2 separate regions of the Mus musculus genome follow, and region 2 is linked to region 1. The links are chromatin loops, found by intact Hi-C in ENCODE. Cell type or tissue: left cerebral cortex. All regions are shown on one strand. Each heading gives the region's core, and the rest is flanking DNA. Links, peaks and the distances in the headings are about the cores only.

Evidence for each region. Hi-C counts contacts between places; a loop is a spot of excess contacts. Peaks named below come from ENCODE experiments on the same cell type or tissue, not always from the same donor. Only the 100,000 strongest peaks of a DNase experiment are listed, where the experiment ranks them.
Region 2: a loop joins it to region 1, with 6 times the contacts of the local background. A loop is called at or near these places in 3 of 42 quality-filtered maps.

What each region holds. Positions count from the first base shown.
Region 1 is chr2:140,492,755-140,508,196 of GRCm38, forward strand. All of the region lies in intron 3 of Macrod2 (mono-ADP ribosylhydrolase 2), which reads left to right. Among named protein-coding and RNA genes, the nearest start is that of Gm23846, 60 kb to the left of the region's middle. In left cerebral cortex, for the core only: a CTCF peak has its summit at 8,371; DNase peaks (open chromatin) are centred at 5,135, 8,380 and 10,943.
Region 2 is chr2:140,655,945-140,671,386 of GRCm38, forward strand. The region is part of intron 3 of Macrod2 (mono-ADP ribosylhydrolase 2); the gene reads left to right. Flrt3 (fibronectin leucine rich transmembrane protein 3) reads right to left here. Exons shown (of 3, transcript NM_178382.4): 1 at 15,302-15,442; 2 at 7,317-7,515; 3 at 2,254-5,807. The coding sequence starts at 5,762. The coding sequence ends at 3,813. Among named protein-coding and RNA genes, the nearest start is that of Flrt3, 7.8 kb to the right of the region's middle. In left cerebral cortex, for the core only: no CTCF peak of the experiment used is centred there; DNase peaks (open chromatin) are centred at 8,714 and 11,906; H3K4me3 peaks cover 1,954 bases; H3K27ac peaks cover 1,418 bases.

The DNA.
Region 1 (15,442 bases), core at 4,443-12,442:
CTGACTACCTTCTCATTGGCAAATTTCCTCTGGCCTGCATGAGCACCTGGCCCTGCTCCTAGATAGTTGCCAGGTGTTATCTGTGCCAAGATCTTTTATTATTATTATTATTATTATTATTTAATTTCTGAATTCAATATAGCAGATGTGGGCATCCCCATCTTGTGATGCTTCAACTTATGTTTCTCACTAATTTATGATAATGTGAAAGTAATAAAATTTAGCCAAAACTTCCTTAAGTTTTAGAGTTTGGTCTTTTCAGGACTAGCAGTATGTGGTATAGTACTTCTCTCCATCACTGGCAGCAGCAGGAAGTTTGAAGCTGAGCCACTTGTGCCCATTTGGACTTTCAGTCATCTATACACGCACAAATAAAGAATACCAGAGAGTCCACATGATGTTTAAGTCATAGCGTTTGGTAGGATAGATGCATCAAGTCCACTTTTGGCTTATTGTATTTTTAAGTTGTAATTACTTTTTTGTTTTTGTTTTTGTTTTTTTTGTTTTTGTTTTTGTTTTTGTTTTTTTTGACACAGGTTCTCTGGCAATCACAGAGCATCTGGGATAATAATGTCCCACTCTGTTTCCCCTTCAAAGAGCTTTTGCTGTCACTGTTGGGAATACAACATGAATTGCTGACTCACTCATTGTGATGTGACTATTATGGTATGGCTATCTTGGCCTGAATAGGGACAACTATTAGGGCAATCTACATTCTGTGTTCCCGTGGTATCACCCAGGAAGTTTTCTAGGTTTCTGTCACAGTTTATTTTCTTTATCCAGGCTTCCTGCCTTCCCTTCCTTTTCCATAGGTTTGATCCCAAAGTTAACCTTAAGTTAACATTCTGCATGCTCATCTTGGAGAAGAGGTCTGCTTTCCCAAGAATCGAGGGTTGGCTATGTAGTTTTCTGAGCAAAGACCTTATTTATGATCTTAATACTTGTCAGCCTATTTTATATCAATCCAGAGTTGGAGTTTAACAGAACCTTATACATTAATTTAGACTTTAATTTTCTGAATAATAGTCTGGAAATAGACTTTTGACTTAAAACACACACTGGAAGTTGCTGACCAGATTATATTTTCCCCAAACACTTAGCTCTTATTATTTTACTGAGAGAAACGTGCTCTTATAGCAGCAGCAGTTGGTCTTCATGCTCCAAGTAATATAGAAGTCTAATATGTTCAATTATATTTAACTAGAGTCTGGTCAGCAGTAATTTTTCATTTAAGAGGAGAATGACAAAAATTCATATCAATAAGTAGAGAGCTTTAAATGACTTCCATGCTGTGAAATGGAGAAATCATTTTATAATTTATTCCATTGATGCTGTTCATCAAGTAAGTAAGAAATACAAAATCCCCATGGGAACAAGAGTAACAGTTACACATAAAATTAATGAAGGGGTAAGGCAGCTGTGTTGTTTCATATGATAAAAAATAATGTGATATAAGTTTTATTTACTGTGTAACTGATATTATTCATGAATTATCTGTGTTCTTTCTGTATTGAGAAAGATATGAGTCATTCTATAACTTATATGATTCATAACATTACAATTAGTACTTCTCTTAGCCCAGAAACTTAGAATACCCAAGATACAATTTGCAAAACACAAGAAAATCAAGAATAAGGAAGAACAACGTGTGGATACTTCATTCCTTCTTAGAATAGGGAACAAAATATCCATGGAAGGAGTTACAGAGACAAAGTCTGGAGCTGAGACGAAGGGATGGACCATCCAGAGACTGCCCCACAGGGGATCCATCCCATAATCAGCCACCAAATGCAGACACTATTGTATATGCCAGCAAGATTTTGCTGACAGGACCCTGATATAGCTGTCTCTTGTGAGGCTATGCCAGAGCCCAGCAAATACAGAAGTGCATGCTCACAGTCATCTATAGGATGGAATACTAGGCCCCCAATGGAGGAGCTAGAGAAAGTACCCAAGGAGCTGAAGGGGTCTGCAACCCTATAGGTGGAGCAACAATATGAACTAACCAGTACCCCCAGAGTTTGTGTCTCTAGTTGCATATGTATCAGAAGATGGCCTAATCAGCCATCATTGGGAAGAGAGGCCCCTTGATCTTGCAAACTTTGTATGCCCCAATACAGGGGAATGCCAGGGCCAAGAATTCGGAATGGGTAGATAGGGGAGCAGGGCGGGGGGAGGGTATAGGGGACTTTAGGGATAGCATTTGAAATGTAAATGAAGAAAATATCTAATAAAAAATTTAAAAAATTAAAAAAAAACAATTAGTACTTCTCATATCTAATTCCAAAGAGATTATAAGTAAAGAAAATACATACTCAATGTACCATAGACTCAGAGTTGTAGAGAAGATGGGCAGCTAAGTGAAACTGAAAGATAATTCTTGAACAAATCTGGAAACTCTAAAAAGGAGATTGAACTTATTAATATGAAAACACCAAACAGAAATTTTGGGTGAAATGAATGAAATGCTTAGAGAGCGTTGCCATCAGGCTTGTCAAACTGAGGACTCTGAAGAGAACTCATAAGAATATGTCTATGCAGAAGAGAGAAAAGTGTGGGATGGCAGATGCTCGTGGGACACTGGTCACACTATCAGGAGAACTAGCACATCCTTTATGAGAGCTTTAGAGGAGCGAGGCCTCACTTCTGGAAAACTAGGGGAAAGCGTATTTAAAGAAATAATGGCGGAAAATTTCCAAATCTGAGGGTAGATATTGGACATGATAAAGTGACAATAGCATGCAGCTATGGCAGGTCTTGCCCTTCTCCCCAATTCCCTCTGCCTTGCTGAAAACTATTAGATCATATTCCTAAAGCTAGCCGACACTGGCTATCCCCTTATTTGGCCACTTGCTCCTCCTGAGGCTGACTGACTACCAAGATCCAGCTATCAAAGTATTGAAGTCCAGAAATCAGAAGCCCCTTTTAGCTCACCAATTAACATGCCTAATTAAAATTCAACACCTCTTCTTAACAAGGAGGTTCCCCTTTTACTTTTATAAACTGCCATTTGGCTATGGGCCAAGTCTCTCTTGTCTTTATTCTGAGGCAGCCCTTTGACCCCTGGGACCAATACTTTTACCCCTCTCCTTTGCCACTTTTCTCCCCTCTGCCTTGTTCCCTTCACCTTCTTCCTCATCCTCTATCTCCTGTCTTTGTTTCTTATTAGCTGCCCTTTGTTCCTCTGGAGCAAGTAAGTCTTTGAGCTGAGAAATTGGTCTTGGGGTTCCCGAATCAAGCCAATTCTTACACATCCATGAAAGTTAAAGATCTTTCATCAGATCCTACCTAAGGATGTCACCAAGATGTATTACAACCAAATTATTAAGCCTCAAGATACAGGAGACACAGAAGGCTACTGGGTTATGTCTCTCAACAGAAAACTTGAAGAATAGGAGTGTGACAGTTTATTAAAATGCTGAGAGAAAAATAGTACTGACCAAGAATACCCAGAGCAGATGTCACTCAAAAGTGATAGAAAAATAAATGAAGAATTTCTCAAAGAAATATTCAAAGAGTTCATCATTAGGTCTTTCTTAGAATGGCTAAAGGGAAGTCTTCCAGATAAAATGAATGGATAATAGTTCATAATATGAAAACATGTAGATGCATAAGGTTCACCAATATACAGTTCAATTTAGAGAGTTGTAATGCTCTAATGGTGGTACGTAAATCATTTATTAGTTTTAACATGAAAGTTGATAGGCAAACTTTTCGAATAGCTGTCACTATAGCAATTTGTTAATGAGTAAGAAACATAAAATAGTAGGCTATATAAATTATGACAACAAAAATGTCAAGGGTAAATTTTTGTGCATGGTTTGTCAGAAGCATAGATGGATACCACTTAGTTTTTTTACAGGATCACAGTTTATTGAACAACCAATACATTTACAAACTACATCAGTTTCATTGCTTGTAATTTACCAAATAGTCCTGATTTCTTTTAATAGCTTCTGTTGGCAAACACAGGGTTTTATCACAATATTAATTACTAGTAACATTAATTATCAGGTTACATATTACATATCACACATTAATATATAAAAGACTTTAAAATGGAAGTGAACAACATGGTGTTCAAAAGGTAAAACATTTCACCCTCTAAGGAAGCTCATTGAGAAAAGAAGTAAACAACTAGAAAGCTTCAGGAAGTCCCTGAAACTAACCAGATTCACTAGGTTATCTCCTCCCCCAACTTCTTTCTCTAAGTATATATAAGTAATGTACTGCTCAGAGACACTTTCAGACAATCTGAGGTGCTTGGAAGAAACATGAACCAGCTAAGTTTCCTAGAGTAGGCTCAGACCAATTGAGTTGCCTGGAAAGAACATGAGTCTCCTACCTGTTTAGTTGCCTACTGGTTATACTTAGCACTCCAAGTTTCTAGCTTAGTGGGCTGCTACCCATGCTGAGGTACGTTTCAGTTATGTAGCCATGTTTATGTTGTTTCTGCCCCTGTAAATAACTATTTACACATGTACCTATAAGTTACCCCAGTAATATGATTTGGTTCATCAATTTGGACCTTGGTTATATCTCTCCTCTGCTCTGTTTTTCCCTATCTGGGGTGAGTAAATGTATATTCACATCTGAATGAGATGCCACTCAAATTCTTGGGCATTGGAATACTTTGTTTCCAGTTGGTGGCTCTGTTTGGGCAGACATAGGAGATATGGCCCTGATGGAGGAAGTGTGACATAGGGGTGAGTTTTTAGAACTTAAAAATGTGCCATTTGTCTCTTTGCTCCCTCCTTGTAGTGTGAGATGTGAGGCTCAACTGTTTCTGCCTCCATACCTTCTTGAGCTTGCTGCCATGTATCCCTACCATAATGCACTGCTATCCCTCTGAAACTGTAAACTAAATAAATCCATCTTTCTAAAAGTTGCCTTGGTGGTGGTATAATATCACAGCAATATTAACTAAGACAGCATCTCACTAGGAGTAGTGTCACATGTCATTTGGTCTTAGCCTACTCCTTTTATAAATCCAGGTGAGGGCATTTCATCTAGTATGATTGATAGGCTCATACATCTGTTTTTTACGTGATTTGGTGTATATTCCAGTGTCATCCTTTGTTGGCATACATAAGTGATCAGTTTGTGCCGGCAGAGTGCTGGCAGATGGTGGTTACTCACTTGCATAAACAAGATGTGCAGAGTCATTCTTTCTTGGCACTTACACTCTTGGTGAAATAACTCTGGTCAAAGCTGTTACTTTATAAAAAAATCATTCTTGGCTAGTCTGAAAACTGCAATTCCGTACAACATAAGAAAAACTTAGAGCAGGCTCAATTTGATTTACTCAATGAAACTGTAGAACTTTTGTATGTAATGAAAGTTAAATTATTATTTCAAAATTGATTACTATGAGTAATAATTTTATAAACCTCCTGGGAAGTAGGAACTAAAAGTCTATGGCTGTTATACAAATTAGAAGGGAAACAAACACCCTCTACAGAAAATTATATCACAAAGGGAAACAGAATGGGTTTTTAATAATTACTTAATTAGTATGCTACAATGAAGTGACTATGATAGCCTTCGTTTTACAACCTGACTGGATTTGATGGCTTAGTAAACACACCTCTGGCTGTGATGTGTCTTTGACAGTCCTTTGCCTGCTCCTTCACTGCTGTGATGCATGTGACTGCCCTTCTTCACCACATCCTACCATAATGAGCAGACAGATACCTTGAGCCCAAAATAAAGCCTTCTTTCTGGAAATTGTGTTAGGCAAATACTTTGTTAGGCATAACTAATGTGGCAGTTGTAGCTAATAACACTGCATTATTTACTGAAAATTTGCTAAGAGAATTTACATATCTCCCCACCTTGCCCTTGGGTGAGGATCAAAGCCAAGGCCTCTGGGTGCTAGGGAAGCTATATCTCCAGCCCATGTCTTTTCAGTGTGTATCTACACAAAAATTTAGTGCAAAGTGTGGTTATGCTAGCTAGCTTGGTTATAGTAATATTTCATAATGTATATGTGTATTAAAACCCTTAAGTATGTTTACTATATTTATATTGAACTATTAATATATTATTTTAAAAGTATATACCATCATATATATTTATTATTCATCAATATAGATTAAAATGGTACTTTTTGATATTTTGAAGTAAATATGAATACTGTACTTTTCAGAACAAATAAGAAACATCCTTTATTTCTCTTCAAAAAAAAAAAAGTTTTTTCCACTAATATCAAGCAAGCAAGAAAATATTTGATACTGTTAATGATCTGCAAAACCATTTATGATGAATAGAGGATGTTAATATTTAAACTATTACTAGATTTTAATAGAATGTCCATACTTAAATATATTTTATATGGAAATGAAAAAAAATGTTAGGATGGCATGAGGTAGTTACTTATTACTTTGTGTCTTTGTTCTATTGATAGTTACTGTGTTAATACTGTTATTTAATCTAAGGCTGTATTATTCAGAGATTCTATCATATATAAAAGAAAATCTACAAAGAAGAAGAAAAGCATTTTGTAATAGAGGAATATGCTATGTCTTGCACATGCATTTGTTGTTTGGAAGGAAAAACTACTGTTTATATTCCAATATCTACAAAAGACATTAAAATGGAAGCCTGTGAAATTTAAATAGGCATTTTGTTTTATGAGTTGTGTAAGCAAGTGCCTGAAAACATAGTCAACAAGACCAGCCAAAAATAATGTTTTTCTCTTGACGTAGTATGGAATTTAATCTAGATATTCAGTTCATCCAGAAAGAAGTACATTCATTTGTGTGCAGTGCTGAGACCCTATGCTAGAGTTGTTAATGTGCCTTGTGATACTTGTTGTCTTTTCAGTATTCCTTCATCTTTTCACTGCTGGTATAAAATGTCTGCTTTTCTGCTGCAGAGGGTGGTTAGTTAGTACCTGCATGACCTTTGCTCCAGTTGCTAAGAGATGACTTCCACAAACCTTTGATGGGGAGCTGCCTGCCTTTTCTCTCCTTTCCAGCCCGGGCATGGTCAAATGGAATGCACCCTTAGAAAGTTCTTTTCATCAGTCACCAACAGTCTTAGCGGGGATAGGGAGCTAGTGGGCTCCTGTATTTACCTGGGACTTCTCATTCACCTCCCTTCTGTGTTGGAGAAACAAAGACACTTTAGCATGCTTTCCTTGAATGGACAACCAACCTTGCTACTTTCTACCACAGAAAGAAGAGTGCTTTTCCTCAGTTTAGTTAGTATTGGGGATGTGTTGTGGGTAGGGAGTTTTGTTTTGTTTTTACTAATTAAAAGACTGTGGTTCCAGAGATGATTCCCAGTGACCATGGAATTTTATATCTATTGAGTTGTATGGGACAGAGACATATAACATTTTCCCAGTACACTAGAAAATTTACTTCTCTATTAATCCGTGAGCCTTGGCCAGGACTTTAGCTGAGATACTTCAGGTTCCTCAACCATGAAATAGCACAAGAGCCTGGGGATGCAGCTTAATTGGGAGGAGCTCTTGTCTAGCATTTAGGAAGTTTTCGCTTTTGGACCCCAGCTCTGTATACATCAAGCATGGTGGCTAAGGTCTGTAATTCCAGCACTTAGGAGGCAGGAGCAGGAGGACTGAGCTTCAAGATTATCCTTGGCTACATCTTTGGCAAATTGGAGGATAGCCCTGTCTAAAGTAGATGGTGCCTTATCATAAACAACACCAGAGGAGTAAAGGCAGTGTCTGTAGCCCACTAAGTCTGCGGTTAGTGACATCAGGTCTGAGTCCTGGCTATACCATTCCACATCCTTTCCTGTCCCTCACCTTTCCTCCCTCCCTCTCCTCCTCCTCGAAAAGTTAGATATGCTCTCTCCTGGTGAGCTGCACTTATTAATTTTGTTTTGGGCTCAATATTTGTTTGTAAAAGGAGACAATTTTGTTATAAAATCGGAAAGGGATTTTGTATGTAAAAAGCATGCTAGAGGACACATCCCATGCCCTAAACAGAATATTTTTAAATATTACTCATTTTAAATAGAAAGTCTTCCTTTTAGCTTAATTCTCTCTTTACATTAGCCTCATCCATTCATTTGCATAACGAGTCTGTATAGTTCTTTCTGTCTACTAGGCTCTGTACCAAGCATGATTCAAGTATTTTCTTTGATTCTTAAAGATACTTTTAATGTGAAATTGAGTTATAAACAACCTAAAAGCACCCCCAAGACCATGCTGCTGGGAAGTAACAGCTGGCTGGCTTCAGAACCATCGCATTTATGTTGCATACTTGCTTGTGTCACATCCTTGCTTTGGTTTTCCTATTCACTGTCTTGTTTCTTCTCAGGGAGATTGAAGAAGTCTTGTGCAAGCTCGCTCTGCTTTGCCTTTTGCGGAGCTCCAGGCCTGCCAGAGGTAGCATGTTTTTGTCACCAGGGTGTGCTGTGATTCCACCAATCAGAACTTACTGCAGGTGCTGTGAAGCTGGCTGGAATCTCTCCATGTCTCTGCTGCTGCTTAGGGATCACAGGTTTTTCAGCTTAGAGCTTTCTTATCACCTGGGCAACTGCGGAGGACCCCCCAAGTCATTTTCTTCCTGTTCTACCACCCGTCCATGCTCATTGGCATCCTCCTGTGAAGAAGGGAACTGGTGTATCTTGCTGGCAAATGGCTGTAGCATGCCTCAATGTTTCCAAAGAGCTCTGTCGTATAACATTGTGATGCATCAGCCACACACGTTATCTTACTAAGAAAACTAATGGTTTTAAAAGTCTGATGTCAGTAACATAATGTGATATTGGCAACTGCTGCCACTTCCAAAACTTGCATCTTCTACCTGCTAAATTCATGATAAATTTGGAATTGATCAGAGCTTCACTAAAATGCTTGTGTATTTATAAATATGTTTTTATAAAATAGAGAACTTTATTGTTATGCATAAAGAGTATCTGAAATTCATATTTCACAAGTCCATTTTATATTCACTTGTGGGTTATAATAATACTCAGAATGTTTATATAGTAAGGATTATAGAAGCATAAATTGAGCGATCCTTAGGGTGGGTACATATAACATACATACAAAATGTCCGAAAGTGTCTCTGGCAGACTACTATAGCATTATAAATAAATTAGTACAACTCCTCCCTTCTTTTCCTCCTTCCTTCCTTCCTTCTCTATTTGTTTGAATCCCTACATCCTTTGAAAGTAGCCAGACTATGAATTTGATGAGGGAGAAGCTTGCACAGTAACTCGTAGGAATCACGTTATTCTCATGGCAGTGTAACCTTGTCTTTAGGAGCTGGTCTTGTACACTTTCAGTAATTAATCACTAGGTAGTTTTCCTTGAAAGGGCACTTGTTTTCACACTGTTCGAGGGATTTATCAAGAGTCTGGGCTGTTCTGGGAGATATTCTGGGAAACGCTTTACATTACTTTGTCAAAGAGACTCCTATTTCCTGATAATCCTGTCTTTAAGCAAGCAGAGTTTGTGTAGCCACCTAGCAGCAACATTCAGTTTGAAGATAGCATTTCACATGCTTGATAAAATAGTGAAATCACCGACTAGCAGGATTCTTAAGTGAGGCTGACATTTTACAACACTGTGATAATTTTGTTTAATGTGAACATTTTTACAGTGTCTAATATGTGTGGAATTTGTGTTCAATGACCACTTGTGTGAAGGAAAGAAAAACCAATGCAAGAAATTCCAGTTTGGTAAAAACATTTTTTACCTTTTTTCCCCCTTAATGTGATCACTGAATAGTATCTAAGTTCATGCACACTTTAAAATGTGAAGCCTTGGTTGAGGCCACTGTGAAATAAGCCGTTTCCATAATCACGTAGATTTATGATTTTTTTGCATATCTAAAATTATTTTTCTAGAAAAGTTAACAAATTCACCTAGAATTAAATATGTAATTGAAACTATCTTATAAACAAGATAATGAATTGATGTTGGAAAACTATATAGATGAGAAAATGGATGGATTGTACACTGCACAATACCCCCTCCTCATTTTATCTAAACTTTATGCTTTTTGTATCTTTCATTTCTAGAAACTCATATTTTTAAGGATGTTTTAGAAAAAAATCCTAGTGCTTGAATATATACATATGTATTTATGAATGTCATTAGCTAAAATTGCTTTTTTTGTATGCATGGCAATTTATGAGTGCCTTAAGTAATTGGGATATATATAAAAACAGACTTTTTTTAATCTTCAAGGAATAATCAAAACCGAAATAATTGTTGTATGAAGATGTAGTTATTGCAAATGATATATTATACACTTTTCCCATTTTCTTAAAGCCTGGACTGACATCACTGCTTGTTATAAGTTACATTTTTAATAAAAGTACTTACTGAATTTTAACATCCTAATAGGATTTTCGGCCTGCTCACCATAGAGTTTTCTTAGTCTTTTGGCCCAGTCTTTCTTTTGACATGTTTTGCTTCATTCACTTATTTTTTATGTTTTACTGCACCTTCATTCAATTTTTATCCCCTCAGCTAATAGGTGGCACCCCCATGCTTTCCCTTGTTTGGTATTGGGATTAGGTACTGAATGCAAGAAGACAGGTCCTGGGCTAGGATGCATCTTCATAGATATTACGGTAGAGCCACGGACCAAGTAATTGAAGTACATTAAGTTCTGTATTTTTGTAATACTGTGGATGGAACTGAGAACTTCATGTTCACTAGGCAAGTGGTTTGCCACTGCGCTGTATCCTAGTCCTATAATATTGTTAAACAGTTGGATGTTTTTATTTTTATACTAGAAAACAGTTCCTATTTGTTCAGTGACCTTTAGAAATAGCCTACATGTTTTGTTGATGAAGACAGTTGAGAGCAGGGAGAGACACCCATACCGATGTGTTCTTTGTGTGAGCACAGCTTTAGTGGCTCTGAAGTATGGGAGCACTGCCCACTGTATGGCCTCACTTTTGCCTACAGAATACTTCTCATTTCCACACAGTTCTCACAGGGCTCATATGTTTAGTCATCCGGTATCGCAGCTTGCAGCTCAGTTTCTACAGCTTTATTTTCACTAAAGATAATTACAGTTTGTCTTGAGTCTTTGCCTTGTCTCCTGGCTGTAGTGTTCTCCAGCTTTCCATGGTTTCCTTCCACATTGTGTTAGATACAAGTAAACGTTAGTTGATGTCATGCTTAGTTTTTGTTGATGACCCACTTCAGAGTTGGTGTTCAGAAACACTGTTAATTTAATTATGTGTTCATTTCTCATAGATGTCAAAAGTAAATCTTTGAGGAAAAATTGACTTGTTTACTTGTGTTTACTCTATGTGCAATTATTAATAGTAGGTTAAAAATGTTTACTAGAGAATTTTAGACATTCCAGTTTCTAATGTTTTCTTAGCAATAGATTCCCAGGTAACAGAGTTTGATAACAGGAATACTTAGAAATCCAGGGTGAAGTTTAACTCCTTTTTACATTTTCAAAATTAATCTTTTCAATATTTAATATTTACTAAATTTGTAATTGAAAACTACATACAATATTTCCATTGTACTTTCTTAAATTTAAATTCTCTGTTAGAATTCTCATGGAAAGTTTGGGCTTCTGAAAGATTTATTGTAAATGTGTATAGTTTTCATGTTACCTTCCACTAGAAATAGAGATTTGTATCTGGAAGGTAGGACCTGTGAAGGACTAATAAAGAGAGATGTTCATTTTGTTGTTGTTGAAGAATATAGTTCTATGAATTCCATTTGGAAATTGGGGCTAAAGTGTCAGGATTCAACTTTGCCAAGTTATCTTCTGCTCTGTACATGAGCTCATCTCCCACAATGGTGATGAATCGATACATTAATATTTAGCCACTTGTTTGAATGAGTTAAACACGCATCTTCAAGGTGAAAACAAACTTACCAGCACAATATTTTGGACCAGTAAGATGAGTCAGGCTGTTTACTACCAACCCTTAAGCCCTGAGTTTCATCCCTAGAACCCACATGGCAAAAGGAGAGAGCTAAGATCTGACCCCTCTGAGTTACCTTCTGACCTCTACAAGAGACAACATGCACTCTTGTGCAGATAACACATTTGTGTTTACTGAAAGTAAGAGGCACATGTATACCAAAACATGGATTAATTTTCTGAAAATTTGAAACCTGTTTGCAAAATCCCCTGTCAACTTCAAAAAGCAAGGCTCTATATTATTTAAGCAAACATGTTGAAATGCATAAAATAGTTTGGGTTTCACTTGGAACACCTTTGGTTTGGAGTTCTGTTACTATTTGAAACGTTGTATCAATAAGTTGGTTTTCACTCTGAAGACACTTACTTAACTCATTAAACAAGTGGTTAAATCCACTAATGTCTTAAGTCCATTAGACTGTTTTCACTCTCAGGTTCTGCCACAAATTTTGTTTTTGATACAGTAAATGACTTGTTAATATGCCTCAAGTCATAAAGTCCTTTAACATTTGGCCTTTACTTAAATATATGCTTTCTGTGGCTCAGCTAAACATTGTATTTGAGTTTTGTCTTTTAGTGGTATGAAGAAGCCTGTTCTCCAGTAACATTGTGTTCATCATCAATACCTCGAACAACAGTGGCAGCTGCACTGTGTTTATATCATCCCTGCTAACCTTCATTGCCAAAGTACACGTTTAATTAGCACGTCTGCTCTCCTGACTTTTTTCTATAGATTTTTCCCAGTTTATTTAATTTATGGCTCAAGTCTGTTGAGATCAACTGAGTTTATAAATATCTCCCCTGCTTTTTTTCCAGGTCATATCATATCTGCCATGTTCTCCATGTGTTGCTTAATAAAGTTACCATAATTAAATGACTTTGATGATTTTTGCAATTAAATATGCTACTACATAACAAGCATTTTACAATAGGATCCATCTGAGTCATAATTTTAACAAAATCATTTTTTTGAGAAGACAGTTTTTTTTTAATTTTGTTCTTTGTTTTTGTTTGTTTTTTGTTTTGTTTTGTTTTGTTTTGTTTTGTTTTTTCAAGAGAGGGTTTCTCTGTGTAGCCATGACTGTCCTGGAACTCACTCTGTAGACCAGGCTGGCCTCGAACTCAGAAATCTACCTGCCTCTGCCTCTGCCTCCCAAATGCTGGCTAAAAAAAAATTGTACATATAACACAATCCTTGGTATATAAGAATTTGGTATGAATTTTTCATATTTAATGGCTTTTCAAATTATAGTCTTTAAAAACATGTGAGGATTGTCTATAAATTAAGCAGAGAGCCTGCTTGCATCAGCACAAAAGGTATCCTCTGTCTAGTCACCTTGAACAGTTTAACTGCATCCCTGTTTTTTCTCTAGACTGTTCTCTTATATAGAATCGATACTAGGACTTAAAAGTAACAATAGATAGGAAACGATAGTTACTTTTATTATGAAACTGAATTGAAAATAGAAAGTGAGCTCAAGATCCATCATCATCTTTGCCAACTTAGGAAACAGGGCTAGTTGCAAAGATTCAGTAGGAAACAGGGACAGTTGCAAAGTATCGTGGATGATACAGAGCCAGGGTGTAGAGACACCCTTAATAAAATAAAATAGTTAAGTGTCTCCTAAATGACATTTAAACACCTGCTGTTTGAAGCATCAGGCTATATAATGTTATTGATAATCTCTGCAATTCACATGCCAAGTCACCATGTTCACATATAAGATCTAATAGTTCCAATTCAAGTGACTGCCTGGAGAACAGGAAGCTAGATATGGAAGTACAATGGAAGCATTCATGCATACAAACATACATACATTTATTTTGTATGATATTTTAGTGTGATACTATCATCTATGATATTCATGCCTGAGAGCCATGCTGTCGAGCTACAAAAGGAAACAGTATGTCTTAGTTAGTATTTTAATGCTATGAAGAGACACCACGAGTAAGGAAATTTATATAGAATGGAGCACTTAATTGGAGTCTTGCTTACAGTTTCATAGCGTTAGTCCACAAACACTGTGGCCAGAGGCATAACTGCATGCACACAGGCATGGTGCTAGATGCTAGAACAGTAGCTGAGAGCTCACATATGATCCAGGCAGAGAGAGGAAGGCAGAGATGGAGGGACAGAGGAGAGAAGAGGGGAGAAAAGAGAAGAGAGAAGAGGGGGAGCTGGAGAGACCATCTCAGTGATCCACTTTTCTTCCAAAAAGATCACACTTCTCAACCCTTTCTAAATCGTCTGCCTGGGAGCCAAACCTAGGAACCTATGGAGGCCGCTCTCCTCAGCCTAACCACTACATAAAATAAAACTAACGTCTCAAAAAAATCCCATAATGTTTAAATTCCATTAGATTTAAATCAGTTCAAGAGTTTGTGTTTCATTTATAGCTATAGTTGGCTGCATGCTACTGCAAGCTGCTTGGCTTAAAGGAGTATGGTACCTCTTCTGGCTGCCCTTTATAAAATGTGAGCAAAGCAAGGAACAGCAAAGTACACTAAATGCAGAGATAGGGCTGGTGGGGATTTTGCAGAGACCAAAGGATAGGCTTCCTACACTCCAGCTTCTACCAAGTGCATTTAACTTTGTGCCTCAGGGAAACTTCTTATTGTTGAATGTGTGGATCTTCAGACTTTAAAAAAAAATTAGATGTTGAACATTTAGGGTTTGCTGTATTATTTCTATCAAACCTATTTTTAAAAGTCTTGTGCTAATCTCATCTTAATAGAAATATTACATGGGTGTAATAATATTTTTATAGAGTGACTACTTTGCACAGTGAGAAGTGATTCTTTTCACAGTAGTGGAGCTTCCAGAGTTTTTTGAGTGTCCTGTTGGTAGCAGTTTTTCATCATTTCTTATAAGATATATACAAATTTTACAGGTGTAAGAAAATCTGAATCTGAGATTAGTTAAGTTTTATTGCTTTCAGATATTAGAATTAAGATGATAATAATATCTTTCAAATTGAACTTTTTAGATAACTTAAAGTTTTAGAAGTTTTTGTCACTTGGATTCTATATCATTGCTCCCAAGATTCACATTTGGAATCTTACTGCCAGTTTTCTTCTTGTTTATCCACATGGCCTGTAAGTATTAGCAGTACCATGATTGACATCCAGCATGAATATGTTTACATGAATGCTTGAATGAGAGCAGAGAACATGTAATTTAGCAAGTGGAGTTTTGTGGTCTCTTGTGATCCTGGGTAAATTACTGGGAAAGGCTTTCATGCATGAGGATCTGGGCAACATGTCTGTGTTATCTATCTAACTAGTTGTGAGTCTTTTTGTGAACTTACTAGTTCTTTGAGAGTTTTGTGCGTGTTTTGATCATAATCTTCTTTCCTTCTGGTTCTTCTTAGATCCAAACCTCCTTCCAAACCCTCCAACTTTTCTCCCTCACTTTCTTTTTTTCTTTTTAACCTCTCAAGTACAATTTGTGCTTATGTGTGGTCTTCCACAGAGTGTGGTCAACTTTTCCAGGGCCTATACTTTTAGAGAAAACTGTTATTTTCTTCTCCTAGAAGCCAACAGTAGCTAATAGCTTT
Region 2 (15,442 bases), core at 4,407-12,406, 160 kb after region 1:
CAAATTGCATCGCCAAAATTTTCTTCTATCTTCCAAATGTGGCTCCCTTGGGCTGAACAATTCCTGCTGTTTACAGAGCTGCACTCAGTTCTTTCTTATTAACCCTCCATTTTCACCCTTCTCCAACCCTTATCTCTCTTAGCTGCAACACAGTTGTTTTGACAATGCATCTGCTGCCGGAGTTTCCTCCCTCACCAACGATATCCTTTATTTCTACCAAATGTTCTTCAAGTGTATTGACTTTTTACACACTTGCGGAAAAATTCTTCCCACCCCAAAACTACTTAAGAACAATGGCCCCAAACCATCAGGGCAGATGTCATGACTTGAAATTCAACACACCACAAAGCCTGGCATAACAAACTAACCACCCAATCAATGAGCAGAAAGCAGCAACAAAACCAAACTCCACACTTTGGGTATACCTCCTCCGCAGAGTGTAGTTTGTCTACACTGTTACCTGTTCTCCAAATACCTTCTAAATCAGTGACCACAGTCCTCACCCACACCCGGCTGTGCCTGGGAGATTTTAATTCCCCAAGTCTGCCCTGAGGCATGGTTGTCTTAATAAAATCATTTCCTATTGATTCTGACCGATGCCAGCGTTTGGGCTAGTGACTATTTCATCTCAGGGATCTGCTCAACACTTTCCCTCTATGGCAAATATCTTGCTTTTCTTGATTTCTTGTCACCTTCCTTCAATCTTCAGCCCTAGTTTTACCTTATTCCTGAAGTCTTCTCTGATCTATTAAAATATGTAATTGGTTTTTTTTCTATGTTGGATAATAAACTTTTTCCCCCCTGCTAATGTTATAAACCATAAACCTGCAGCCAAAAGGTACAATAGTTGTAATTTCAAGACTGTGTGACACTTGCTAATCATGCTAAGTGGAAGGAAGGAATGTTAAATATCACTATTGTTTTCAACAACAGATGAGCTTATTAAAATAATTCAGTGCTGGATGCTTTTTTCTAACACCTACCTTCTAAGTTGCTTTAGAACATCGACAGATCTCTAGGGATTCCTCCTGGAACTGTCCTGCTGCATGAAGCCATAAAATGTGCTTAAGTCAGAAACCGTGGTTAGGAAAGCATTGTTTTTCACTCGTTCCCCTGACCCAGGGGGATACTTTTAATAAGTCAGCCCTGCTGACAGGCAGAGAACACTGTTGTTTTTAATGGGGAGCTAGATTTGGTGTAGTCATTTCATGCAGTTACAAGTTACTGCATCTAAAAGCAATTTCTGACTTTTGTCAATATTTGGCAAGGAGGTGATCTTTTCTTTTAGTTTTACCAGGAAAAAACAGGGCCAACATTGCATTCAAGACATTGAGAATTCATGTATAATTAGGTAATCTCTTGCTTCAGAAGGTGAAGGCTTGAATCTAAGTAAATAGTGAATTTTTTATCTACTTGGTACTGTGTATATATTTTTTTATGTAGAACATGTTTGGAATTATTTTACATGAAATAATAAAATGGAGTGTAAAACATATATAAAATTTTTGTGCTTATCAAGTTTAAGTAATTGGAAAACAGTTGATATAATCCAGTTTTCACATTTTATAAGCCATAGGTTTATTGTGTCTTCATAAACTACCCAGTCCTTTATCTCTGACTTCAGCAGACCTGTACTCGAACCCCTCAAAACCTTGAGAAGCTAAGCCAAACTCCCTTTGGAAACCGTTTCTCATATTGTCAAACGTACTTTTCAGTCACTCATAGAAAACCCTCTGTAGCAGGAAGTGAAAAGGGAAATTGTTGGGTAACATTTTGAAGATGTCAAATAAGTAAGGTTTCTGAGTTGGTTATGGGTCTGTGTCAGTAGGGGAGAAGCCACGGTGTCTAGGAAGCCTCTGGGAACACGGTTTTTTTGAACATAACAGAACTAACAAAGAGAGCAGAATGCCGTGTAGCCTCTCAGCACATCTGAGCTGCACAATGACCCTGCACTGCTGTTTTAGTAGTCTACTCCATACATAGAGATAGCCACTGAACCACAAGCCTTTTAATTAGATAGTATACCTATTAAAGATGGATAACAGATTTCAAATATTTTGATGCCTTCTTACTCTCTTGAAAGGATATTTAAAACCATTTTTTTTTCCAAGACCACCTTTAAAGTGTTAGCTCAGACAATGGCAGCAGTGCTCCTGAGACAAAAACACTGAAACCACTCTAGAGTTTTTCATCTCCTGAGTGAATGTTTAGCCACAAAACATGGACTCTTTGAAGTAAAAAGGATACACAGTCTCAAGATGCCACATTTCTTTTATTTGTACCCAACTTTTATTTTTATGCCTAGAAAAATACATGGGGTTGTTTCGGACTCATGTGCTGGCAATTTTCTACTTTTAGTGATGGTAACATAGTCCCGAAAGCAAGCACAATTATTCTGTTTTTCTTAAGTTTTATTCAGCAATAAGACCATAATTTTTCATATTTAAGGAAGTATGAAAAATTTGTCGAATTTCAAAAGCTGAATACATGTAGCGTTGGATCAAGGCACATACAAGACTGGCCAAAGGGCGTACAGTGCACTTTGGTTTTTTTTTTTTTTTTTTTCCGTTGTTGAAAAAAAAAAAGTCATGGCAACAAAAAGTGGTATGGTTTTTAAACAAGTAATAGCTCACAATTCAGTAGGAAGCTGTAAAGAAATGTTACATTACAAGTCCATTATGTAATATCTGGAAACTGTGACAGTAACGGGCAGTATGCTCCACCATGGTGAAAGTAAATTGAATAGTTATGTACAGTGTTCAAGCATCTCATATAAGCCAGATCTAAATTTGATATCTAGTATTTATTTTTCTCTGAAATTCTCACTTACTTAAAGCACTACTTTCTCTAGATCTCTGAGAGGAATTGCTGATGGTTGTTCTCAGACATCCTTTATAATAAAAACATCATAAACACTAACAATTCTGTGTGTAGAATTCAACTTTTTCAAGAGCCTGGATGATCCAGGCAGAAACCAAGATGCAGTTCTAGTATATGTACTGGTTACACTACAGAAGTCTAAGTTGTCATGGTTTTTTTTTAAGTACACATACTCCCTGCACTTACATGATTCTTCTCACGAAGTCCTTTATTCTTGAAGCTCTGCTGACGGTGGCTTCGACAGCTGAAGCCTTCACATTGTCCTTATGCCAGCTGATGTATTCAGTTCAGAAACTATGCTTAACTTCCTTAAGGATATTTAATTTGCCTAGGGTAAAATGAGAGGTGCGGCAAGTTTGATACTGCCCGTTATGCCACAGATTTTGATTTATTGAATACCACTGGGATAATACAAATTTAACCATTGGAACATTATTTCATAACTAGTTTTTAAAATTTATTTTGTCATCCAGCCAGGTTTCTTTTTTTTTTTTCTTTTTACATTGTATTAATACCAAAGTGAAAAACGGCCTGTGCTTATACTACAAGGGTCTCATGTGAACGCAGTCCTGATTGTTCAACACAGCGGGAAAATTCACTTTCACAGTCAACAAGTCATCTTACTCAGTAGAACACAAAGTAAATGGTTTATAACTTCAATATCTGCAAGGAAAATACAGTACAAATTACTAAAAAATACTAAAATATAGAATTGTGTTCAGGCATCCCCACTACATCAACCGCAGCAGCAACCTGAAATCTGAAACTTTTAATAAAAAGTTCTTAAATATAAATTATATGGCAAATGTACAGTACATTGCTTCTCTCAGTCTCTTTTCCAGTGTTTTGCAGTAGAACAGAGTTCCTACCATCACCTTTCTTAGGTTTTTTAAAAAAAAACCCGGAACAGTCTGGTGTGGGACCTCCTTGCATCATGAGTGTGAGTGGTCCGAGTCTGGGATGCCACTGTCTCTGTAGCTCCGGTTACTACTGCTCTCACTGAGGTTGTTCTTGTACAGATTCATCCCATTCGGAGGAAATATGGTGTGTATTACAAACTCCTCCTTGGAGATGGGTTCATTGCTTATCGGTAGCATCTGGAAAGAAGTTTCCCTGATTTCCAGGATGGAGTTGTCTTTCTTAGTACCGGCTTCTGCATAGTCATCCTTTCTCCTCCGCCCTTTGCTGTACGCACAGTTCCGTGAAAACAGTGACCCGTTCCTATGCACATACCAACACACCAAAGCAAGGAGGGCGATGCTTACCAGGGCCACAGCCCCACCAATGATGGCAGCCAAAGGTAAATTTGGATTTTTGTAAGGTTCTTTCTCTTGCTCTCGATTGAGGGTGGTTGTGGGGTTGTACATTCGAAGAGGGGCAGTTTGGGTCTCAATACAAACAGGTGTTTCATCAAACAGGTAAAGGTTACTGGTTTCCATGGGAACCATGCATACTCTATAGGGTGATTCAGGTTCTAGGGCGGTGACCAAGTATTCACTGCGTTCTCCTGTTACGATTGTTTCTGTTATAGATCCAAAGGCTGGGCTATGGCCCAGTTTAAGCCAGCTGAGTCGCAGAGCAGTCATAGGCAGAGCAAGTCTCCAGGATATGTGGATTGTGTCAGGGGTGACAGATTTCACAGTAATTAAAATTGTTTTCCGTGAGGGGCTGCCTGTAGTTCGCTGATCCTTAATGAGCTTGGGGTTTTTAATATCTGGTTGTTTGGTCACAGGAGCTGGCCACTGTCCTTGAGCAGGATATGCTGTGTTGGGTATTGCAGTGGTTATCTGAATGGTGCTCACAATCCCACTGTCTTTACAATCAAACAGTTCTGCACTGAGGTCCTTGATAGCCATTCCACGGACCTTTTCTGGGGCTTGGCACATGAGCCCACGCACATTGACCTTCACCGGTAGCGACTGTAACCAGTCTCGTACCCATTTCATCTTGCATCCACAATACCAAGGATTGTTGCGAAGAATCAGTTGGGTTATATTGTCCAAATCATCAAAGATACCCTGAGGTAAATTGCTTAGGTTATTATTAGACATATCGAGTCGATACAGCTGCCTTAAATAAGAAAAAGCATTTGGGGGTACCCGGTTGATATGGTTGTCTTGAAGGTAAAGCTTCCTCAGGCTTGTGCCGGGAAGGTTCACTGGCGCTGCTGTCAAGGAATTCCTCACCAGGGACAGCTCTGTTAAGTTTACTAAGTTGAAGAAAACTTTGTCACCCAAACCATGGTTGTTCAACAAGTTTCCATCTAAAACCAGGCGTTTCAGGCTTGTGAGACCATGAAGTGATGGGGAAGAGATCGTTGATATGCGATTGTCATCCAGGCGTAATTCCTCAATAGTCCTGGGCAAGCCCCCCGGGATTGTGCTAAGGTGGTTACGGGACAGAAAAAGCAGCCGCAGATAGTTACTGTCTCGAAATGCTCCCTCTTCGATGCTAACAGCCGAGACTGAGTTATCATCCAAGTGTAACTCTTCCAGATACGGAATTTTCGAAAGTGAATCATAGGTGATAGTCCTTATGTTATTCTCTTGCAAATGTAACTCTTTGACATACTTTGGAAGGTTGGTAGGGAATTCATCTAAACTGTTGTGGTATAGGTATATTCTTTGTACTTTCAGCAAGTTCTTCAAATCGGAAGGAATCCCAACATTGTTTATTTGGTTGTTCTGAAGGTAGAGTGTTGTAGCATCCTCCGGAATTCCCACTGGAATGGATGTCAGAGAGCGATCGTTACAGTAAATGAAGCCTGCGTCACAGCGACATACAGATGGACAGGATTTAGCCACAACTGACAGAGGTGCCACTTGGAAGAACAGCCCAATTTTAGTCCCGATGAGGAAGAGGCTCCAGGCTGGGCTGATCATGGTCAGCAGTGTTGAGGTCTTTATTATAGCAGGTAGCTTCTGTTACTACAAGAGAGTGAGAAACAAGAAAAAACAATTAGGCCAGAATACTGAAGTGTCTTAAGAACAGATGTGGAAACGAAGATATCTATAACCAATTACAGTATATCAATTTTCAGAGAGGAGCACCCTGGGTTCATTGCTGTCTACCAACAAGCACATTCATATAATTTCTTTATCCTGAGTGTCTTTGGAATATACGTTAACATGTTTAAATCTACTTTATTTTAAAATGGTTAATATAATTAAATAGTCAAAATATTTTAAATTATTTATATCCAATTCAGATAGTCATGAAGCTTATCAAATTTCTAACTTTTAATATTTATAGAAACTTCTTAGAGGAATATATATGTGTGTGTGTGTGTGTGTGTGTGTGTGTGTGTGTGTATGCACATGCCAGTATTTTCTGTCTCCTTTGGCAAATATCATAAAATATAGAAATATGTAATGAAAAACATCTATGTTTTTACTCTCCTAGAATAGTTAGCTACACATCTCTTGAGTTCTTTAATCTCAGTAAAGCCAAGCATTTTCTTTGGTTATTAATATTATTTAATATTAATATTAGATATTGTTTGAAAGGCATTTCTGGGAAGAAAATAAGAAGGAATAGTTCACTTACTTTAGGGGAGGAATTGTAGAACTCATATGTGGAGTTGGTGAGAATGGAAAATTTCATTTTCTGCTAACCTTTTCTCCCTGTACCTATTTTGTCATACTTAGTGCTGCATGCTTTAGTAACTTGATCCAGACTTTGTTTTTTGTTTCAAAACATGTTTTAACAGTGAATTTATCAGTCTTCAAATTCTAAGCCAGAATGATTCAAGTTTTCCCATGGGCTAAAGAATTACAGATTGATGTAGGTATACTATGTGTTATTCTGTCTTCTGTAAGTCTAGGTATTAAGCAGCCTTTATAATTTTAGGCACGGAAATAAAATAGCTTAATATTTTTCCTACCTTATTGAACGATGTAAGAAATTTGGGTGACAGTCCAATGCACATATGTTACTTTCTTGGTGAGGGGCTGGGACTTTAAAACTCTTTAGTCCTTGGCAATGTTCTTCACTGTTTATTCAAGTAATTCTATGCCGCACACACCTTCGGATCAGGCTCGCTGCTGCCAATGAACATTCCAGCTGTAGTTCAGCATGGTGAGCAAGCTCATTAAAGTGGGGGCCAGAAACAATTCAGCCTCCAGTTACTATGTAGGACACATGGTTTCCTATTTGTTTTTTGTTTTTGTTTTCTCTTTCTGATAGTTTCAATGTGGTGGCTCTTTTTGTATAGCTTATTTCCCTCAGTTGAAACTGCCCTCTTTGAAATTCTTATTGGCTCTTCTGTGCAATGTGGTCAGAGATAGTAACTTCAGATCCTCATGAAGAAAGCCATTCATGATGCTAAGGCCTGTGTAGTAATAGGTTTTCCAGGCTGTTACCCCCTCCCTTTATTCCCATCCAGGATTATCCAAGTATAAACTCTGTACAGTAGCTACATCCTGAGGTGTGATTACCTGCTGTGAAATAGCTATTTCTTCTGCTTCTTGCTGCTTTCTCAGAATTTCTGTTTTAGTCCCCGGTCTACTGGAGTGGGTGGAGTCTCTTTTAAGAAGCAAAGGGCACAGTGCATGCAGTCTTCATGGAAAGAGAAGGAAGCACACTAAATTCCCTTTATATTTCTCGTCCTTAAAATGGGCCAGGACTGAGCACCTCCTGTGAAAGAAAGAAAACAAAAAGTAGCACTATTGACAGTAAAACCCAGCAAACCCAAGGGACTTCCTAAAGCGTTAACATCAATTAGTTCTTTGAGGCAATGCATTGTTCGTCATCCAGTGAAAGTGGTGGACCTACCTCTCTGTCTGTGTTTTCTACTTAACTATACAAGTCAAGTAGTAGCCAAAGATGAGATTGTCATCCAACTGATAACTCTCATTGTTAAGTGATTCTTATGACACACACTTGAGTTTAGACACAGAGGGAAAATTTCATTTAAGAAGCAGTAAGACCCTTTCAGGGCTTTCAAATTCAGGCTAATGTCTTAAAGTTCACTTTCTGGTGCCTGGGCATGCAGTGTTTTAAAAGAACATACCACAGCAATGAACAAATGCATGGGGAAGTTCTTGATAAAAAGGCACTGTAATTACTCTGAACTTCTGAACATGGCTCTCCAAATCACACGATCTACTATTTGAAGTGTGAAAAAGACATGGCTTTGCTGCTCCTCTTTTGATATTCCCAGAGCACAATTTGATGCTTGTATTTTCCTAGCTGAAGAATGCGGGCACCCTCACCTTCCTCCTGAGGGTATAGCAGGATTCACCAGCGAACTGGAAACTCTAGCACTCAAGTGGTTTCGCCCACATTTGTAGCATAGAAGTTCAAGTCATGGGACTTTTAAAAACTATTTTTAAAAAGGGAATAGTGCAATTTTCTTTTAGCACATTGAACTTGCCATTGTTTTGTTCCATCTCTTTTTAGAGGTACTGCAGAAGGAACAGGAACCCGAGGCAGCTGTCTTTCTCCAATTAAACACAAACATGCCAGTCCCCCAACAATTTGTAGTTTCATTCCTGAAAAATTACCTTAGGTGTGATTAAAACACACCAGTCACTGAGCTTGTGACTGCTTTGCCCATCATCCTGATAGAAGACACGCGAGGATGCTTAGGGAGTTGGACAGGGGATAAGTGTGAGCCTAGGTTACTCAGGATGCCCATTCAACACCTTCCATACAGATAGGAAGCAATGGGTATACGAGAATATTTGACCACAAGACTAAGGACTAAAGGAATCATCGCTTCTCTGCCAGTTACTACCTAGCATCCAACAAGGACAGCATCTGTTCCAGAATTTCCTGAGAGTGTATGTTAAGCAAGGCCACAATTGGCATTCCTAGCTTTTGTTGCAAAATTCCTATTTCTTTTAGCTTGTCACTAGACACTAATGCTGTCATAGACTACACTCATACTAAATGAACTTGAAAATGGCAGATACACATTTTTTTTTAAGCAACCAAAAATAGCAGTTGGCAAACACATAGAGCAGACTGGTGTGTGCTGCAAAGTGCCTGTAGTAGAAAGTTTAAATGGTTTATGTTTACTCTGAAGACTTTTTACATTACTACTGGATTTCAACAGTGTATTTGCTTACACAGTGTTGCCTTCTAAGAGTGGGAGAGTGGGAGAACCAAGTTGCTGAAATTATAACTCTAAAGTTACCTTTTCCGTAAACGTTTTCTCACCTTGAAAACCATCCAGCATATAAAATAACGTGGTCATTTCCAGGCAAGGGGACAATCTCTTCAGTTAACTTGCATTAGAAATCTAATTTCAAACTATTATGCTCCTAGCAAGTGAGAACGTGAGTTAAATGACCATTGGTCAAGTATTTCATATGCTCCAGGGGCATTGGTAAGGCAGGGCATACTTCAGAGGTCAGATGATGAACCCACTGAATGGGACTTGAAATGAGTGATTGTTCTGAGTCGGGACAAACCACAGTGTGATGTTTGCAATGAGAACTGAGGATAAAATTGCTTCAGTAGCTGCTTTAAAAAGAAAAACAGAGGAAAGAAAAATCTCAATTATATCTATTTTGCAGAACTGGGCTTTAAGAATATATGCATTGATTTTTCTCTCTCTTGTTTTTCTTTTTTAGGCAGAGATGGAATAAATGTTAATGTGAAAAACAAAGATTAATTAGATTAACCTGTTCTATTCACACTTTTGAAATTGCTAACACTGCTGTTTGATATTCAGTCTCAACGTTCACTGTTCATACAAGAGTGCAAACAGAGTGGACCGACAGAAAGCCTTAAGCCTCAATAAATCAAGAGGAAAATGCCATTCACTCCTTAAATTTCATTAAAACTCAAAGCAAAGGCACAGAAGTAAATGCCTTCTTAGAAGAGGGTAGTCTCACAAATGGACTCCCCGGTCAGAACTGTTCAGCTTATGACTACATCTTATATGCTTTTATAGCCTCTTCATATTTCAGACTATGGTTCTAAGTAGGGATTTTGGCATACCTAACATGATAATGGTCTCTCCATCACAAGCAATCCAACTTTGGTACCTACACTGGGTGTCTGGCTGGATCTCCATAGTCACAGGCATGCAGCTTGCAGTTAGGTACGAATGGCTAAAAGCAAGTCACTCTTGTCAATACTGTGGCCAGCCCCACAGCCCTGGCTTCAGAGTTCTCTCTCTGCGTGGGCTTGAAAAAGGCAGTCACTTCTGAACAAAAAGCAATCCATCCTCTAGAAAACGATTACTACTGGGGTAACTTGGGAAAAACATAAGCGGCGCCCTGGTACTTAGTGCCGTGTTCTATAATTCCTTTTAATGCAATCATGAAGTGTATCACACTTAAGCCTCAGCTAAGGGAAACGTACACTCACCTTACTGGTGAAATAGATTTTTAACGGGCATCTTTTGATTGCTTCTTTTCAAAATAATAATTTAAAAAATGCTTTTTAAAATGGTTTACAACCCCAACCAATTCTGGTCTCTAATTTATTTTTATAATATATCCAAGAAGCTATATGAGTAGATGAAGATGCTGTTCTCTGGAGGCACTTTATAAAACTAATAAATATTAATAAGTTGTTTCTCAATAGGACACTGACATGTAAATAAAATCAAGAACTCAATGCATGTACTTGTTTACGTGGTTTCTCCTCTTTCAGCAGACAAAGACTTTGAATGGGGACGTATTTTTTAGGTTTGGGGAATATAAGGTAGCTTAAAGTAAAGTTATATGGCATAATGATAACTTCCTAAATCTTAGATTTACAACCTTTTATTCAAGTTGATTTTCACTTAACTCGTTTGATCAATACTCTGTAAAGAAACTTTGCATGGAGTTAATTTTGTGAGATGTAAGTTCTGTTTTATTGATTTGCTTTCACAGAATGACTTCATAATGGCAGAAACTTTTTAAAAATATTAACATTAAAAATACTATGGCATTTAGAATTTGCACTCAAAATTTGTTGCGTCATGTACAAATCTTGATATTGAAGAAAACACATGCGTACTCAAATCTGTGTCTGTGCATGTTTTGAGCTAAATTGCAACATACACGAACAGCATCTAGCATGTTAGGGAAATAATTTACTTATGAAAATTGCTCACCAAATGAGCAATCTGTGAATATTGAGGTTCTGCTGCAACAAACAGCATCTCAAGTGAACTGTGTATGTCGTGAAACTGGAAAGCCGGATGGACTCCATCAGGTTAGTTAAGAGTGGTGGCAAAATGCTTTCCAAGCAGCCTGTCTGGTAGTTAGATTTTCCACGATCATCAGATTTCAGGAAGGCCCCAGTTCCTTTGTTTAATGCAGAAGTCCCTCCAGCTCTCCTCCCGAGAGTCAGGAAGTCTGCAGGGTCTGCAGAGAGGTGGAGAAGCAAAGTGTGCCTTTTTATACTAGGTTTCGTCCAGACTCTCCTCCAACACGAAGAAGGGTTTTTTTTTTTTTTTTTCGTTTATGGAAAACAGAAGGAAAAGTTCCAAAGCAAGAGGACTGCCCCACTGAGTTTGTTATAAACGAATCTTAATCCTGCGTTTGCTTCATCTCGTTTGTTGGTAAAGTGAAATCAAGCATCTTTAAGACAAAAGGATGGTGTGTTATCCTGTATCCCACCACAGGCTGTTCCTTTCAGGATATTCAAGCCAGACTAAATGGCTTAGAGACCTAAGACCTGGATGAGGAAGAGAACTACGGTGAGAGGAACTATGTGGCTCGGGGCTTGAGGCCCACGCTGGGCTTTAAGTTGATGCTGACTGTATTTGGGCAGCTGTAATGAAAGGTGTGCCTGCTTGTATTCAACTAGAACCGCTCTGACATTGCCAACCCAACCTCACTTTACATTTCTGGCCTTTAGAATTTCATGCATTATTTTGACAACTCTTATTTGAGTCACTTGTGTGACAGCCTCTGTCCCAGTTAGTGAGACCATCTAAAGAATATAAACTACAATGCTTTGTCATGGCTGTGTAAGGTAGGTATTGATTTAAAGTGGACGAGTAGGAAGAAAACCAGCATCACAGAAAGCTGGTCAATCCACACTCCAGTGGCACACTTTGGAAAGTGGTGCTTAACCAAATGTGGCCTGCCCTGCCGGGTTCTCTTCAAAGTTGCCACGGTAACTCATGCACAGAACAAAAGCTGTCATCGTCTCATCAAGTGAAAGCAATTTCTTACTCTCCTCCTTGAGCAGACGAATACCTGGAAAGAGCTTTTCATACATCCCTGACACTTGATTTTAGGGTGGGAACGAGATTATGCATATGCAAAGCATGGAGACATGTTACTTATTGGCTAAATTGTATTTTAAGCCTTGTTCCTTAACATATACTCTGGATTTGTGCTAATGGTTAAAACTCCCTCTTCTGCAGTATAATATAGATTTCAAAACTGTCAAGATTATTGTGATGTTTATACAAATTTAGTGATGTTGATCTGCATTTTGAAAGTGCTTTTTGAAAGGAATATACCTATTTTGGTTTTTAAAAAGGAAGGATTCTTTTCCAGAAAACAGTTTACCAGCCAGCCATCTCTTGGTTGGAAACTGGTTTGTTGACTTTGAGAAAGTCTGAAGCGGTGGAGGTGTTAGAAGAAGCAGGAACATTCCTTTCCTGCTCCGGAGGGAGAGAGACCGCCATTCTGCCTCTGCCGGCTGATACTGCTGAGAGATTTACTGTTGAGTTTTGCCCGCTGGGGGGTGGTACACTCTACCAGAACACTGCTTGCAGAAGCCGCAAGTCAGATGTTGGCTGCTGCTGGCCAGTTTTTCCCTGGTTTAATTACAACAAAGCCTCCCGTTGAGAAGAACAGTGAAGGCCTCTGGGGCAAAAGGTGGGGGTTGGAGGGGTGGGGACCTAGGGGAGGGGGAGGAGGAATCAAAGCTTTTGAAAAATTCACCAAATCCTATTTCCCTCCTTGACTTCATTTACGGTTCTCTTCATTGACATGAAACAACTATTTATAATGCCTTTTACTGAACTGGAATGAAAACGAGAATGCAGAAAAGGGTTTATACAGAATTTTTAATTTAGCTTTAGGTTTTGCCATTAATCACATTCTTTGTTAACTAGCCCACCCACCTTTCAAAGGGAGGAGGGCTGAGACCGACTGAAATGGCAACTCTATGCTACATATTTTTAAATGACTAGATTCATATGAACGTTGGACTATCATAACTAAAATTCAAGGAAGAAACATTCATATCATTTTAAAATAAGGCATACTCCCAGCCACTAACATTTGTTGGGTTTAAAACTGTTCGAAATAATCCAGAAAATGGCCAGTAATCTTGGCCTTGGGATGTGTGGCCAAGAAAAGCACAGGGGAGAATCTGCATTGCTTGTGCTTGCCTGTTTCAAACTGATAATTGTATTTTTCATCTGGAGGGACTGACTGTTCATTAGGGTCTTCTGTCCCTAGGCAGGAGCCTCTGAGTATAATTGGAGTTTCTATTTGATTGGGCAATATAGCCAGAGAAGAAACTGGGGTAAAGATAATTAATAGCTCACTAACAAAGTCTGACAGCCACAAGATTTCAACCAAATTTATTTCACACCGCTTCATTTAGCTCTGAAAAAGTTTTGATAGAATCGGAGGCTCCTTAATTAACACTTGAAAGCAAAAGAAACATAGCTTCTATTAGCTGCCACATTTAGTTATGACAAATTTCCTGTTTTGTTTTGTAATTTTTGTTTTAAAAAAAACACCTTTATTTGCTGTTATCTCATAAACATCAGATTCAGGAATTGTTTAATTGGGCATTTTGAACCTAACCAGAATCGATTTTCAAAAGGGTATGCAGAGAAAAAAAAAGAGCCCAATTAATAACTGATTGATGCCACTATTAGAATACCCTATTAATGAATTCACTGTGTTTATTCATTTGCTAATATAGTTTCTCACCCTTGGGAGTTTTCTAGTAAAACAATAAACTGGTATTTCTTGTTCTTTAGTTGAACACATGTAATGACATTTTTAACCCTTTTCCTCATTTTAGGCTGATAAGTATATATATATATGCATACACATATACGTGAAGCTAAGTGATAACCAGCCTTTGCACAGTCATACCATTATGCTTGTTGATATTTGTAGTGATAATAATATGTTATGGCACTTTAAAAGAATTACCTTCTTTGCTCATTTCCAAAGAGATGGGTGTCAGTCACCTGTCACTCTGAGTCAAGCCTAAGTGATCGTAGCCTGGGAGCTGACAGGTTCATCCTTCTGTTTATACTGGTTAGGGTATTCTTACACAGTTAAGGATGAATAAAGGAATAGCCACAGCTGAAGCACTTTTCATGGCTTTGACCATGTTGTTTCATCCCAATAACACAGCAAATATGTGCATTTTGAAGCATAGATTTATTGAGAACAATCAAAATAATTATTAAAAACCATTTGATTTTGTAATTTGGAAAACACCAACATTTTCCATCTCCTTTTCATTCTAAATAAGTAATAAACCCGCTCCCAATGTTGAGAAAAGATGGGCCTGTTGCACTCTTTACCTTTATGCAACCATTTTGTTTCAGACATAATTTACTGAAAAACATTTTTTTTAATTAGATACACTTAAATACCTTTTGGAAGCTTTGTGGTCTAACGCATTTGTATCAATACAATATTTTTCACTGTGTGTTGCAAGTGAAGGGACACTCTGCCTTTGCCATTTGATGAGGCTTCCCTCCCCTGTTCCCCTCACTGCATACATCAAGCACGGCTTCCAGGGTGAGCTTTGTTAGTTTTTCTGAGTGGACTACCCAGTTACTATGCTAGTCACATTCTACACTCGCCCAAGCGATAGGCTTTGACAGTCTCCTGGACTGGGAATATGGTTTGGCCCGGAGATTCTGAGTTGGATTTACTAGTTGAGATTCCCGAGCCCGGAATGCCTGAAGGAGCTGGGGCCGGATAAGCAGTGCAAGCTTTCAAATCTAGGTGTAGCTGTTAATCCTCTACAGAGGCATCCCAGTCTCCCAGCGCAGCTTTGCTGGCGGCGAGCAAGATGTATGCTTTTCATGTACTGCGTACTCATGGGCTGAGGGGTTATTGATTTCTTTCACAGTTATAGAAACAGCGATAGGTGATCATACCACACATACAGTACACACCAAGTTAGCGACCTTTCGCTTTTGTAGCCGAGAAAAATCTGCCTCTCCTATCTCAAACACTCAACTTTCCAACTGCAGTTTTCCGTGAAGCTCTGCGCGGATAGAAATTGCTTGAAACAGAGAGGAGCTATTTATTATTTTTAAAAATGATTTAAGTCTGTAAGAAACTTATAACATTCGGCTATTTTGTAAGACTTTCCCTAGAGCTGGCTTGCACGCACATCTTTGACCCGTCCTGCTGACAGAGCAAACGTGGCTACTTGGATCCCTCATGGAACCAAGCTAGTCATTTCCTTCTAGAGAGTAAGAGCAAGCGAAGTTTCTGGGACAATTATGAGAAAAAGCATGGAAAACACTTACCAGGAAGACGAGGAAAAAGCAATCCTTTATACCCTGCTGCTACAGCTGTAATTCCATTGCCTGTGAGTTGAAGTAAAAACCCTCCCCCGTCTCCGGAGCGCGGCATCCAGTGCACACAAAGCCACGGCAGCTGCAGCCTGA